Linked DNA regions of Mus musculus: all the other regions are linked to region 3. The links are chromatin contacts, found by Hi-C or POLR2A ChIA-PET in ENCODE. All regions are on one chromosome and are shown on one strand. The core of a region is the stretch at or near the end of the contact, and the rest is flanking DNA. Distances in the headings are between cores, read along the strand shown.

Evidence for each region. Hi-C counts contacts between places; a loop is a spot of excess contacts on that map. ChIA-PET counts read pairs that join two places held with the same protein, here RNA polymerase II (POLR2A).
Region 1: a loop to region 3 is called in a map of gastrocnemius, with 2.4 times the contacts of the local background. The contact joins two enhancer-like sites. A Hi-C loop is called at or near these places in 1 of 37 maps with a recorded cell type or tissue (gastrocnemius). POLR2A ChIA-PET finds 5 or more read pairs at or near these places in 1 of 5 experiments (embryonic stem cell).
Region 2: a loop to region 3 is called in a map of gastrocnemius, with 3 times the contacts of the local background. The contact joins two enhancer-like sites. A Hi-C loop is called at or near these places in 1 of 37 maps with a recorded cell type or tissue (gastrocnemius). POLR2A ChIA-PET finds 5 or more read pairs at or near these places in 1 of 5 experiments (Patski).

Annotation. Positions count from the first base shown.
Region 1 is chr13:37,917,913-37,922,274 of GRCm38, reverse strand. The region is part of intron 7 of Rreb1 (ras responsive element binding protein 1); the gene reads right to left. Among named protein-coding and RNA genes, the nearest start is that of Rreb1, 31 kb to the right of the region's middle. Within about 2 kb of position 1,871, at least 1 of the 3 ENCODE cell types and tissues checked has a DNase peak (open chromatin) inside an H3K27ac peak, as active enhancers do.
Region 2 is chr13:37,851,621-37,855,926 of GRCm38, reverse strand. It overlaps a transcript of Rreb1 not described here. Among named protein-coding and RNA genes, the nearest start is that of Rreb1, 35 kb to the left of the region's middle. Within about 2 kb of position 1,729, at least 2 of the 3 ENCODE cell types and tissues checked have a DNase peak (open chromatin) inside an H3K27ac peak, as active enhancers do.
Region 3 is chr13:37,677,423-37,681,932 of GRCm38, reverse strand. No RefSeq gene overlaps it. Among named protein-coding and RNA genes, the nearest start is that of AI463229, 12 kb to the right of the region's middle. Within about 2 kb of position 3,037, at least 1 of the 3 ENCODE cell types and tissues checked has a DNase peak (open chromatin) inside an H3K27ac peak, as active enhancers do.

The DNA.
Region 1 (4,362 bases), core at 622-3,121, 240 kb before region 3:
TAAGTTTGGTCTGTATAGCAAGTTCTATGATAGGCAGGGTGAAATAGGAAGAACCTGCCTCAATAAACAAACAAAGGGAAGCTGGCGGAGTGGAGGGATAGACAGATGCTCTCCCTCCTCTTAAGCCTAACGAGCTAACTTTAAAAAAATAACGACCCAAAATATATTTTCAAAAGACTACAGGGGAAATATCAAAATTAAGGAACTTTTTTACAATTGTAGATTTCTCCAACATCCTACCAAAAGAAGTGTCGTTCTCTTATTTGTAGGCATCCAGGCCCTCCAAGCTGCTAATCCTGCCTGTTTGGCATAGTCTGTAAAGGTGACGGCACTCAGAACGCAGGCCTCAGACTCCATTTAAATAGCTCTTTAATGTCCTAAACTTTACAAAGGCAACGCAAGATAAAAATGGCTCTCTATGACAATAGAGAGCAAAGGACAAATGCTTTCATGCTCTGTCAAGTACATAGTACTTGGGAGAGGTTGTTCTGGAATTTGACTCCTCGGTGTCACTGGAATGGGATAGCCAAGAAAGACCACGGCAAAATGTTAACTGTTCTGTTGGAGGACTTGAGATGCTAGGAAGACACGGTGGGCTAGGGAGACGGTTCAGTAATGTATGATGAACCCCCTCCAGCACCTACATAAAAGCTGGGTGTGACAACAATTTTCAAACATGAAAGCACATTGCCCTCACCTCCACAGTAAACAAACAAACAAACAAACAAAAAGACATCCTAAGTAACAGTATCAGAACAAAAAACTCAGTATTCGTTATAGTTTCAGGCCTAAGATCACTCTCTTCATACTCACAAGTCGCCAAATCTATTTTCCAGATGGGGAAACCGAGCCTCCACTTGCCTGAGGTCACAGAGGTGCCAGGCAGTGCTGGGACAGTGCTGTCTGTAACCCCGTTTGCTCAGAGGATTGTCATTTACAGATGTGTCTAGGCTCCTTGTTGGCCCAGGTCACATCCTCAATGCCTGGGCACTTTTCCTGATCCTGACAACTCCGTGTTCCCTGCAAATGCAGTGAGCAGAACCTATGACTCCCTGCTGGAAGGGGGACCCAGCCGGATTCCCTGAGACGCCTAATTCTGTGCTTGTTACAGAGTTTTGATGGCATTCTTTTTAAAGGGGGATTTCATGCTTCATTTTTCTTGCTTTGTCTCCAGAGACCGAAAGGACTAAGTGCAAACAATCCCTCTCTAAGAGAGCCCCACCTCACCCAGACATCCCTCTTCCCTCAGCCTACCCTCCCAGGCCCATCCTGTGGAGAGAACTGACACCCACAGCTGCAGTAATCTCTCCCAGTTGTTGTGAGCAGCAATGCTGGCTTGTGACAGAGGCCTGGCTGGGTAGCTTCCCCTTGCCACATCCTAGGAACATACCCAGGCTGTCCAGCACAGACAGGCACCTCACTAGGTCTGTTCAGTTAAGCCAGCATGTCGTGAAGCAGGGAGTATCTAAGGGGCTCATAGGGGACAGGAAGAGAAGCCCCTAAAGCCAGGTGAAACTGGTCCTTGCTCCTGCCCTTGGGTGGTGAGGAGGCTGTGAAAGTCCGACTGAGACACCTCCAATTGCCGGGCTAGGGAGGTACCTCCCCCTCCAAGTCTCTGTCCTCCACTCCCAGCTCCCACTGGGCTGATCCTTGGACCCCTGGAGTCTTAATAAAGATTCCAGTATTCTATTCACCTTTGCTTGGTGTTTAGTGTTTTGAGAATAGATGGGGTCGCTGACACACTAAGAGTCTCAGCGTCTCTCAGCAGGTGTTGGCGAGCAGTGAAGGGAGCTGAATGTTCCTCAGAATACCCAAGAAACAGAGACAAGAACGTCCTGGGATGTCTCACCCAATGGCCCCATTGCCAGGATGCACAGTAAGGGACTGGCGGGCCTGCAACAAGCTCTGGTGTCCCTTCAGAGCCCTGGGTGCCTGCCAAAGACCCTGCTAGCTTCCCATAGCCTATTTCCTGACTAACCCAAGGACACTGCCTTAAACTTGGGGTAATTTAAAGATCAATGCTGTGACCATAATGATGGCCATAACGTAGAAGGAACAAAGAGTGCCACAATATCCAATGTCAGATCCAAAGCTCTTAGTTACTGAGTCTTTCTTTCTTGGCTCTGAACTTGCCTCCTTTTTTTCTAACCAGTCCCTGGGTCCCACCTCAGACATTCCTGTTTTAGTCAAGACTGGTCAAATGCCTCACATTGTCACAATGAGGCCTCCATTATTTGTTGGATATATTTTAACTAAAATGATGTTAAAATTACTTATTACCCAATCTCCTTTAATCAAGGAACCACCTAAGATTATACAATAACTTGGAGCAAGTTTGCTTTTGGCAGCTCCTTCATCAACACAGTGACTATCCAGCTACACAGCTCAGTCTTGGGGAAGGCTTCACTGCCTTCTGGCTTGTCTTTTAACCTGCTCTGTGGGCTGATAGGTACCTGGTGTGGGACTGGTTTCCATTAAGACGGGGTATGACTGTTCAATAAGCATAGATTTCAATTACTAAACATAAGATAGCGAGAAAGTAAAAATGTACCACTAATAATTGTATGCTGATTGTAAGTATAGAATGTTATACATTCTATTTTGACTTAAATGAATTTAATCAGCACTTAGTTTACTTTTTCCTTGGGGAGGTGCAGATTGAATCCTAGGCCTCACAGACACTGAGCATCTGTGTGTCCCACCCTTAAGATGACACTACTAATCCACTTTTCACTTTAAAATGTGCAAGTAGACGTCGAGCGACACATGAGTCACGCCGTTCTGCTGAACATCAGCGGCCTGCACATTGCTCCACCTCACTTTGTTCCCAGTGGTGCAGTCTGTCTGTCACAGTGTTCTGCCCCAACAACAAAGCAAGACATTCAGCGCCTGCCGCTCTTCCCTCCCTGCACACTTGCCCTGTGCACTGTCCCCTACCTTCATCTCTGAAGGCCACTCACTGCCAGGGATGTCTCTATTCGGCTCTCTTCTCTGCCCTATCACCCCTCACCCAGGAGCTGGCCAGAAGGGGTGGTAAGCAATACCCGATCTTAAGAACAGGAATCTACCAGTGGCAGCGGTGGTGCTGTGTCTTCCTTTTGTTCAATGCCAGAATTTCACGATTTTGAAACTCGGCAGAGTGCAGGAGAAAAGACTCAGCATATATACTACTTTGGATTGCCAACACTTTCTTAAGGAACACGGGCACCTCGCCAACTTGGGTCGGAGGGGAGGGAGTGGGACGAGGGCAGAGGAAAGAAACCAACAGCTGTTTTAAGTTACGGACTCTGGTTCTAAACTGGTAGCATCCCACTGTGGCTCTGCGCCTCTGGGATTTGAAAATGGAGTTGGTGTCTATTTTAGTTCTGGGTTAACAAGCAGTCTCTCCCATCAGCTACTGTCACAATGTACCACCCGGGCTAGGCCCCTACTGGCCCATGCCTGGCCCCAAGGCTTCCTCTGGTAGTAGGTTATTATGTGGAAGCTGAGCAGAGAGGAGAAAAGGGGAATTAACTATGTTCTATAATCAACTCCTTTCGCTTTTTAAAAGTCAGCCCCATCTGGCCTCATAAGAGTTACTAGATAAAGCCACGAAGCTGGAGCTGGTCTGTTCTCTGGGCACACAAGCCATCAAGCCACCGCTTCTTAGGAGCCATCCATGGCAAGCTGCTGTGGGGTTGGTGGAATGAATACTGCCTAAAAGGACTAAGTCCATCTGGTGCTAAGCAACCTCTTCAGCCAACCCCTCCCCAAATGGTGTCATCATCAAGTAGGTGAGGAAACCTACTTGGTTAACAGGACAGGACAGCAAAGGTTCAACTTCAAAGCCATGTACACCATGGCCAAGATAGCTCTGCTCATGATGGACCCATGTCTAATGGGATTCCCACCCCCATTTTCTCTGCACGAGAAGGATTTCCAACTCAGTAAAGAGACACCCAGTCTTCCCTCCTCACCACACAGACTCAGGTTGCCTAGAAATCACTCACAAGAGCCAGGTTACTTTCCTATATGATGGGATTACCAGGAAAAGCAAAAGCAGGTTGGTCCAACAATAAAATCTGATCACAAAATAAAATATGAAGTGAGGTAAAACAGACACGGGGGCATTAAATTAATGGCTGCGTGGCTGGAGGAATCAAGGTCCTCTGTGCTGTTCTAATCCCTCGCCACACAGTGAGAGGCTTACGTCACTTACTGCTCACTGTTCACCATGGCTCCACACTCGAGGATGCTGTGCGGATGAGAGTATGAAGCTAGGTTCTTGGCCAGGCATGGTGGTGCATGCCTTTAATCCTAGGTACTCTAGGAGCAAAGGGGGCAGATTTCTGTGTATTCAGGGCCAGCCTAGTCGACATAGTG
Region 2 (4,306 bases), core at 480-2,979, 180 kb before region 3:
TACCTTTTCAGCCAGTACCAGGCAGGCAGGGCAAGGGGCAGCCAGGCAGTTCTGGGCCTTACAGGAGTATTAACATATTAAATTCATTCAATGCACCAAAAAGTAGTTCATTACTAAAATTCAAGTGCTCACTATCATGTGAGCCTTTGATTAGACACCATACAGAAACTGAGATTTAAAGTTTAAAAAAAAACAAGAGACAAAAATAAAAACTTTTCATTATCTTTAGAATTGTTTTAGATACCTGTAAGAAATATAAAGCACATCTTGTTACTGAGGCTCACCCTCCAGAAAACAAGGAAGTTGCTTAAGGGGAGGAAAAAAAAAAAAAAAACCATGTTTCATCTAATTATTCCTACCAAGGCATCTTATTAGTCTTCAATATGCCAACATAATCGTTTTTCAAATGTGCCTTAACTGGCTTATGTAATTTCTAGTATTAGTAAACCTTCCTATAGTGACCTAAAATACCCCAGTTCCAGAAAAATTTTCGATAGCAATAATTACTTTTTTGACCTTGGGAGAGTACAGAGCTTTCAGTTGCTGAACCCTTACATAAATGAACCATTTGACTGGCTCAAGTTTTAGGAGAGATTTGACTACTTTTTTTTTTTTAAATCACAAATGAGCTGTGAATTAAAATGAAACACTGTCGTGTGCTCTTCAGACTCTCCAGCCTGAAATGTTTTAAATGTCCAATGAAAGTGCAGGTTCCTCCTTTTCCTGGGTGGGTTTTCCTTCCCACCAATTAAGAAAGAAGCCTCGGTCTAACTGAAGTATTTGGACAGCAGTTTGGTGTCAGTTAAATACCACAGTAACTGGCATTTTCTATCACCTCCAGACTAAGGGACAAATACCCACTCAACAGGGACCAGCACGAAGCTTAAACTGGAAAGAGTGCCAGGTTTTGTGTGTATGCAGTTTTTTTTTTCCTTCCCATGTATTTCTCCTCAAAGATTTGGATCTTCGACATCCTTTCATACAAATGTGCGAATGCCTTCTGACTGACTGGGATGTAAAACGCTAATTAATGAACGCTTTTTCTGAAGCCAGTCGATCAGTTAACATGACCACCCTCCCCGACTGGAGGCACAAGGAAAAGGGGTGGGGTGGGTTGGCTAAACGGTTAGACAGGGTGCCCTCGAAAACGAAAAGGAACCCTGGATGTAATGACTGACATGCCGACAACTTAAAGATACTTTAAAATAGGCCACAGCACTGAGCACCAGGCAGTCACCCTGAGCACAGTGGCTTCAGCTCTGGGCAGAGAGAGGAAGAGGAGGAGTCAGGCCAGGGCCAAGTGACTTCTCCAATCCTCTTCTTCCAGCACTGCAAAGAAAAAGAAAAAGAAAAAAAAAAAAAAGGCACAAGAGGGGGGGGGGCTTCAGAACCACACTTTACAACTGCATCTTCCCACAGTCATTTTTACCACGACGAGGACTACCTGAAGTAATTTGAGCAGCTGACTCCATTGTTGGGCCAGAAAAGCCAGTTTCAATTCCTTAGAAAAAAACCAACCAAACCCTCGGCATTTGGCTTCGTAAGTTTTACTTGCCTATGCATTGGGGCATCTAAACACACGTGCACGCGCACCCTACTCGAGTTACCGTGCAGAACCAAGAGCCAAGCAACTTCTGGACCGCACAGACAGCGGCAGTTACAGCCTTCAGACCCTTCAGCCCGGCTCCTTGGATTCCAACTCCCTACCCAGGTCCTCCCGGCACCCCGGGGGGTGGGGAGGAAGTGTCTAGGCGAGCAGAACATTCTCCTTGTTCCTCCGGCTCCTCCCAGCCCTTCTGGGAAAGCCTGGGGACAGGCAGGACTGCCCACCTCCAGACAGCCTATAAAGCAAAGGGTCAGCTGAGCACAGTTGGGGAAGGAGTCTCAGTACCCAGCCACTCCCATCTCCAGATCCAGGAAAGATGACCCTAAGGGCAGAGCTTCCTCCATCTTCTGCAAGAACATCTCAAAAGAGCAGACTTGGAGGGGAGGGGAGGGGAGGGGAAGGGAGGGGAGGGGAAGGGGGAGGGGAGAGGGGGGAGGGGAGGGGAGGGGAGGGGAGGGGAGGGGAGGGAAGGGGAGGGAAGGGGAGGGGAGGGAAGGGGAGGGAAGGGAGGAAGGGAAGGAAAGGGAAGGGAAGAAGGGAAGGGAAGAAGGGAAGGGAAAGGACCAGGTGTGTGGCGACCTCATCTTTTTAGCCTCCTCAGTATCTGTATCTAGTTTCTGTTTCACTACCACCGCACTGCACTTAAGAATCTGTGAGCCAGTGCATGCCTGCTTTCTAATGTAATTCTGAGGGCAACACACGTTTAGTGACAGACCTGAACAAGCCACATGGTACTACAACAAAGCCATTAGGCTTCAGAACTTAATCCATTTTAAATAAAGATATTTATGCTTTGTTTATAGATTCGTGTCTTTAGAGAATGTTATTTATTTTATGATCTGTTACACCTAAAAAAAAAAAACCACTTTCTTCTCAAGAAAGTAGGCCTGTTCAAGCTTGTGTGTGTGTGTGTGTGTGTGTGTGTGTGTGTGTTTCCATAACCCCTTTCTCCAATAACTTCTCTCTTACAAACAATGTGCCTATTTCTAATCACTGAGACCCAAAGTAAGCTACTGGAGGGGGTGGGGAGAGGAATTCCTAGGTGTTTAAGACTTCAAAACAAACTAAAACCCTAAGATATCAATCACAACCCATTTCTATCTTAAAAAAAAAACAACTGTAATTATACCTACAAAGGCGATGGAGGTCCTGCTGTGGAGATACCCTCCCACTTGAACCTCAGCCAGAACCAAACTTGCTCTGGAATTTCTAAACTAAGTTTGGAGGGTTTCCCCATGAGACCTTCATGAGGTCACTGTGCACCCTAGTGACTAGGCCTCTAGTTGGGCAGAGGAGCCTTCCTCACAGCTGAGTTTACCAGCACAGGTGCACTGTGTAGGCGGTCACAAGTTCTTCAACTGAGGTCTGGCAGACCCTCAGGTCACCTGCTACCTACCTCCTTTACAAGATCCACTTCCCCCAATTATCCCTGCCTGGATTTGACCATTTCTGGACCCGGTACTTTCTCAGGCTCATCTGATAAGTTCTTACTGTCAATTTTACTTTGCTAAGCTGCCACCTAAAGTTCCGAGAACAACATGGAAAGATTATAAAGGCTTGAAATAGAGACACATTAAATGTTTTGGAGCACATACAGACCCGCCTAAAATGTAAACAGCATACCTGCTTCCGGCCCAGACTCTTAGAAAATAGGACATGGTGGAATAGGGCCCATGTAATATAGTCTTCCTACAGATAGCAAAGGACATTTCCCTGAGATGGCCGTCACCTCTACCTGCGCCTTGGCGAGTTCATCAGCGCAGTAACTTGGCCCTCAATGGTGAGGACAGAAGGCATCCCATTGTAAAAAGAGGAAAATACAACCAGAGGAGAGTGGAGATGAGGTTCCTAAGGACGGGCTCCTTCCTTCTGTTCCTCTACCTTAAAGCAACTGGCACTTTTCCTTTATGTGAAAAGATAATGATTTCTCTCCTCCCACAGATTAATATGCACTGTTAGACAGGGGGTGAGGTGGGGGCGGGGGAGGAGTGGTGAGGGGCATCGTTTTGTTGCCTAACAATATGGTTCAAGATATATAGTCTGTCCACTTCAGGGATGAGAAAAACTAAAGCTAAACATAATTAAGGCAGATGAATTTGGGTTAAGGGCTCCTAACTCACAAGCCCAGGGTTCATGTTAACAGACCATGGTGGATAATTAAAAGGGCCTTTTGGAGGAATGAAGGTAGGCAAGGATGCTTGGACAACCTGGCAGATTGAATTCACTCCCCTGACTCAATTCTTTGTTCTGAAGGACTGTGATCTAAGGGCTGTCCTGGACATTGCTCAGGGAATGTCACTCTCCTGACCCACCTGTGTGAACAGAACCCATCCCCCTAACTTCTCAGAGAATGGCCCTCAGCTGCGCACCACTCCGAGGCCATTCCTAGGCTGAGTTGAGGGATCCCATTTACAGTTCAGAGCTGACCTCATGGCTATTTCTCCTGACGTTAGTCCTTAGCGTGATTCATACACAGGAACTGTCTCTGGGCAGGAGCCTCTGGGGAACTGTTTCAAGGGGGCCACTTAATTATCTCTTCAGTAAGTTATCTACCAGCTAAGTATATTCACATGTAAGTACTATTGGTCTGCATGTATATAAAGACTCTCCTACAACTAATGACAATAAATAAATGCCACTAAAATGCTATTAATGGCTTCTTTGTCATTACAGCTTCCAATATAGTCTAAAAGAATAAAA
Region 3 (4,510 bases), core at 1,788-4,287:
TGTGTGTGTGTGTGTGTGTGTGAGAGAGAGAGAGAGAGAGAGAGAGAGAGAGGAGGGAGAAGGGAAAGGGAGGGGAGGGGGAGGGGAGGGGGAGAGGGAACTGCTGAATTCCCATAATCCTCTCTCACTGTTTATTTATTTTTATTTTTTATTTTTAAAGACAAGGTAGCATTTACTAACCTATAACTCTTCTTTATGTAGACCAGCTGGCTTTGAACTCAGGGAGATCTGCCTCCTTTGGCCTCTGGAGTGCTGGCGTCTTAAAGTCTCCACTCTCTCCTAGCACAGTCAAGCTGAGGACCAAACTTCAACCCATGGGCCTTGGGGAGCATTCCAGATTGAATTCTGGCAGTAGGCTTTTGTCATTTGTTTGTTTGGTGGTTTGTTTGTTTTGGGTTTGTTTCTGTGGTTCCCCAAGAAGCTTGGGATGGGAAATGGTCTAAGCAAGTCTTGCTGCAAAGTGAGCCTCTTACAGAAGGAAACAGCATCTACTCTCCTTGCTGCCATTGTGTATCAGCTGTCATCAGGCTTCTACTGAAATGCGTCAGCAAGGAACAGTTCTACCGTGGTCACAGTCAAGGTGTCTGGAGTCCCCCCTTCCTCCCCCCCCCCATTAATCATGTTTCAAGAATGTAAATTGAGTTTTCTTTTCATGCGTAGCCTTTGTTATTGGTTGTACTTTCTGGCTGGGATGATACTAAAATGTACTCTGTAGATCCAGAGATCTGAGAATAACCCTTTCCAACTGCCTGCCCCCTTCTACCTCCACCCTGCCTCACCCCACCTCTTCACTCCTCCTTCTCCCAGCCTGGTTGCTATGGAGCTATCTGATGGACAGCTGGAGAGAGGCGTCATCTGCCAGGATTCTAGAATCACCACAGCAGGTGCAGTCAAGGGGGTAGTTTCCCTTTACAGGGTACAGGTTGCCATGGCTGCCTGAGCTGGTTCCAGGGATGACTCTGGGATGGGGGTGAGAGGAAAAGGGCAGCATACTCTGTCAAGTAGTTCAGGCTCAGATGTTCATACTGTGTGTGCCCTAGCACTGTGTCCCAGACTGCTAAGAGCAAATTTTATGGATGGAAAGGTATAGATGTTTCTAGCAGCAAATAAGGAATATCTGATGCTCTCTCTCCTTCATCCCTCTCTCCTTCCCTCCCCCCACCCCTGACAGAATTCTATGTAGCCCAGGCTGGCCTCAAATTTAGCTATGTAGCTGAGGATATCCTTTCACCTTCTGATCCCCCTCCTGCTTCCATTCTGAGTCCCGGGACCACAACAATGTACCATTTTGGGAAGTTTTGTGCTGAAGAGGTCACCCAGGGCTACACGCGTGCTAGGATGGTATTCTGCTCTTGCTGACCTCTGTTTAACCAGAGGAATGCCCGAATGTGCTTTAAAAGCCACAGCCCGAGGTTAGTTTCAATGGGAAGTACTGGAGGTGAAGGACAGGGGTTTTGGGGGGACAGGGAAGTGAAGAGAAGAACAGCTGGAAAGTCCAAGTTCAGATACCTCCCCCTGCCCCCGCCCACGCTGGAAGTGACCTGTAAGCTCCTCAGGCAGGAGCCAGAGCTGGAGAGAGCCTGTCCCCCACCTACAGGGATGTACTGATGTTCAGAACCAACAGGAGAGTGTGGACCTCAAAGGTCATCTTCATCTTCCGCCAGTTTTTGGAAGGAGGCTGGGAAGTTGTGATGAAGTTGCTATGAAGACTGTTGTTAATCTGAGGAAGATGGCTGCGTGGCTAGGTGGGCTTTATGATCAGTAACACCTTGTCAGGAGGAAGATGAGGCAGTCACGTGCCTGAGAAGAACAAAGCTTCATGATATCTTTTTCTTTCCTTTAAGAACGAGGCCCTTTGAGATCCTGCAACTCACATTACTTCAACAGCTATGTACTTAGTCTTCCCGAGGAACTTGCTCTTATCACCCGAGTCTGAACCTGCCCTGATGTTATTGTCTGCTAGAGAGAACCTTGGAACTTTCCATCGCACCCCTCTAATCCACCAGATAGTGACCATAGTCCCCAGAGGGTGATTAGAGTCTTTGCTGTCCAGAAGTGTCCCTTAGATGTCTTTTCAAAGCTCCGATGAGCAGCTGACAGGTGGCACAATAGAATCAGAATTTGGAGGGTGGGTCCCAAGTTCAGGGGTGCTCAAAACTCCCTCCTGACTCTGATTAACACTGCCAAGGATGAAGGCTGGCCTGGGGTTATGAGTGTATCCTGACTACTTGCACTTGATTTTGTGCTGCTGGTCAGTTTCTCCCCCCAACCCCCCGCATCCTCCACCTCAGTTTCTTCATATGTGAAATGGGAACAGGAGTGCTACTACCGTACAGTGTGAGAAATAGGTGCATTAAAATGTGGCTGTCACAAGCCAGCACTCTCTCGGTGTTTGCCATTTATGATGTTCAGGAGCACATATTTAAGAGGGACAGGGACAACGGGAATGGGACAGGGTGGCCAAGGAACCCCAGCAAGGGCCTCGAGGGGTGAAGGTGTAAAGACTAGAGACACTTCTTCTGGGGAGGAGAGGATTTTGTTTCAAACATGGTGGCCCCAGATTCCTCTCAGGTGGGAGGGAACATGGCTGCCTTTGCTGAGCTATGGAGGAAAGAATGAAGGGTCGCAGTGGAAAGTTTCCAGAGCCATCCATCCACCATGAGGTTGACTGTGTCAAGTGATACTGTCCAGACACTGGGTCATCTCACTGGAGGGGAGCTGAGCATCCATGGACGTTTGGTAATTATCTCAGTGTTCTAGAGCCAACTTGTCATGGATATGAAGAAATGGCTACAATTCTCCAGAAATGAAGCTGGCTTCCCTTTTCATACGGGAAGCCCCTCTTCCATGCATATCGTGTGACCATTCAGTCACTTCCCTTGTACATGCCTGGCAGATGACCCTCTCCTTAGCTTGTGCCACCCTTCCCACCCTAATATTGTTCTGCTTTCAGACTAGCAGATCCTTCTTCTGGTCACTTCCTCAGCCTCTTCATCCTGGGCGACCTCCCCATCTTCCGCATCTCTGATTCAGCGCCTAGTCACACCCTTGGGACACGCCGCTTGTGGGAGGCTCTGCCTTCTAGATTTCCACCCCTTAAGTACCCTCTGTAGCCACAGCTCCTGGCCCTATCACTGGTCCCATTCCGATCCAATCTCCCGATGGCTTCTTCCTAGTTTTTGGCATCTTGGATTCATGCTGGCTGTTTCTGTCCCTCCCTTGTTGGAATTTGGATTCCTTGGTGAGGTGACTTAGCCAAGTTCTCAAAAGCACCTCATTCCTTACTCTTTGACCTTCTACTGAGTCTCCTTGGACAGCCCTTTTTTTTTTTTATCTCTTCCTCATCTTAAACTGCTGAAACCTGTTGAAGAGACCTGGGCCCCCAGCAGTAACCGGACCTCCTGTGTGTTCCTGCCTCGACTCTCCCAGTGCCCGCAGGCATCTTCCTTCAACTCCATTTTTAGCTCCCTATCGGATTCCAGTGACAGCTGCTCAGAATCTTTTCCACTCTGCTCCAGCCCTAGCTGACCCTGTTCTCCTCGTCTCTGAGACGGAGGAGGGAGCCGTCCCGACTGAGACTCGGTTTTCGCTTTTCTTTTAACTATAGACGACTTCTTTCTTTTCTCATCCTATCTGGGGAGGAAACGTCCCTAACTGTTTCTAGCTTTCTCTCTGTGTTCCTAACTTATCATCTATCTCTTTGTCAATTACGGCCTTGATCTGTTATCATCTCTTGTAAAGTCCAGCCTCCGTTGGCGCTGACTCTGAAATCTTGGACTTTCTCTCACTTCCTTTATTTTAAAGCACAACCCCAGAGCCCTTCCTTGGTCTCTCTCCTCTGTCTCTCCATCCTCTAGTGTCTTCCTGATTCTTTCCCTCCGTGTCATTCCTGGCCACACTCAGCTGATGTGCCTACAATATACCTTGCTGTTTTTATCTCCCCTGGGCTGCACACCATCTTGGGAAGTAGGGCCAACACTGATATAGGAGCCAAAGGTGCAGGGGTTAGAATCCTGGCTCTTCCCCATGTGAATAATAGAACCTCATTTAGCCTAACACTAAACATCCCAAGTTTTGTTTTCCTCTTGTGGACAATGGAAGCTGTGGTACCTAATTTACTGGGTTATTGTGAGTATCAAATGAGGATACGACTTTCAAATGCTAAACATCTAGTTGATGTCTACCCCTTGATTTAGCTACTGCTGATTCCTATGTGTGTGCTGTGTGTCTGCTTTCTTTGGTCCCCCTGATGAATGTTTACCTCCATGGCCAAGGTATACCTCTTTGCGTGTACCAGGTGGGCCCCAGCCTAGCTCCTTTTCCCTCTGAACTGTTTTCCTTTAGTTTAGTAGATACTGCATTCCATTTCTTTTTTTTAAAACAAGATCATTTGTACGTAGTTATGTGGGTGTTCACAAAGCAGAGAGGCTGTGGAGGTAGGAGTAATTGAGAATATTAAAAATAATAGCCTTTGGATAAATGTGATAGCTTATGGCTAGGCATACTCTGA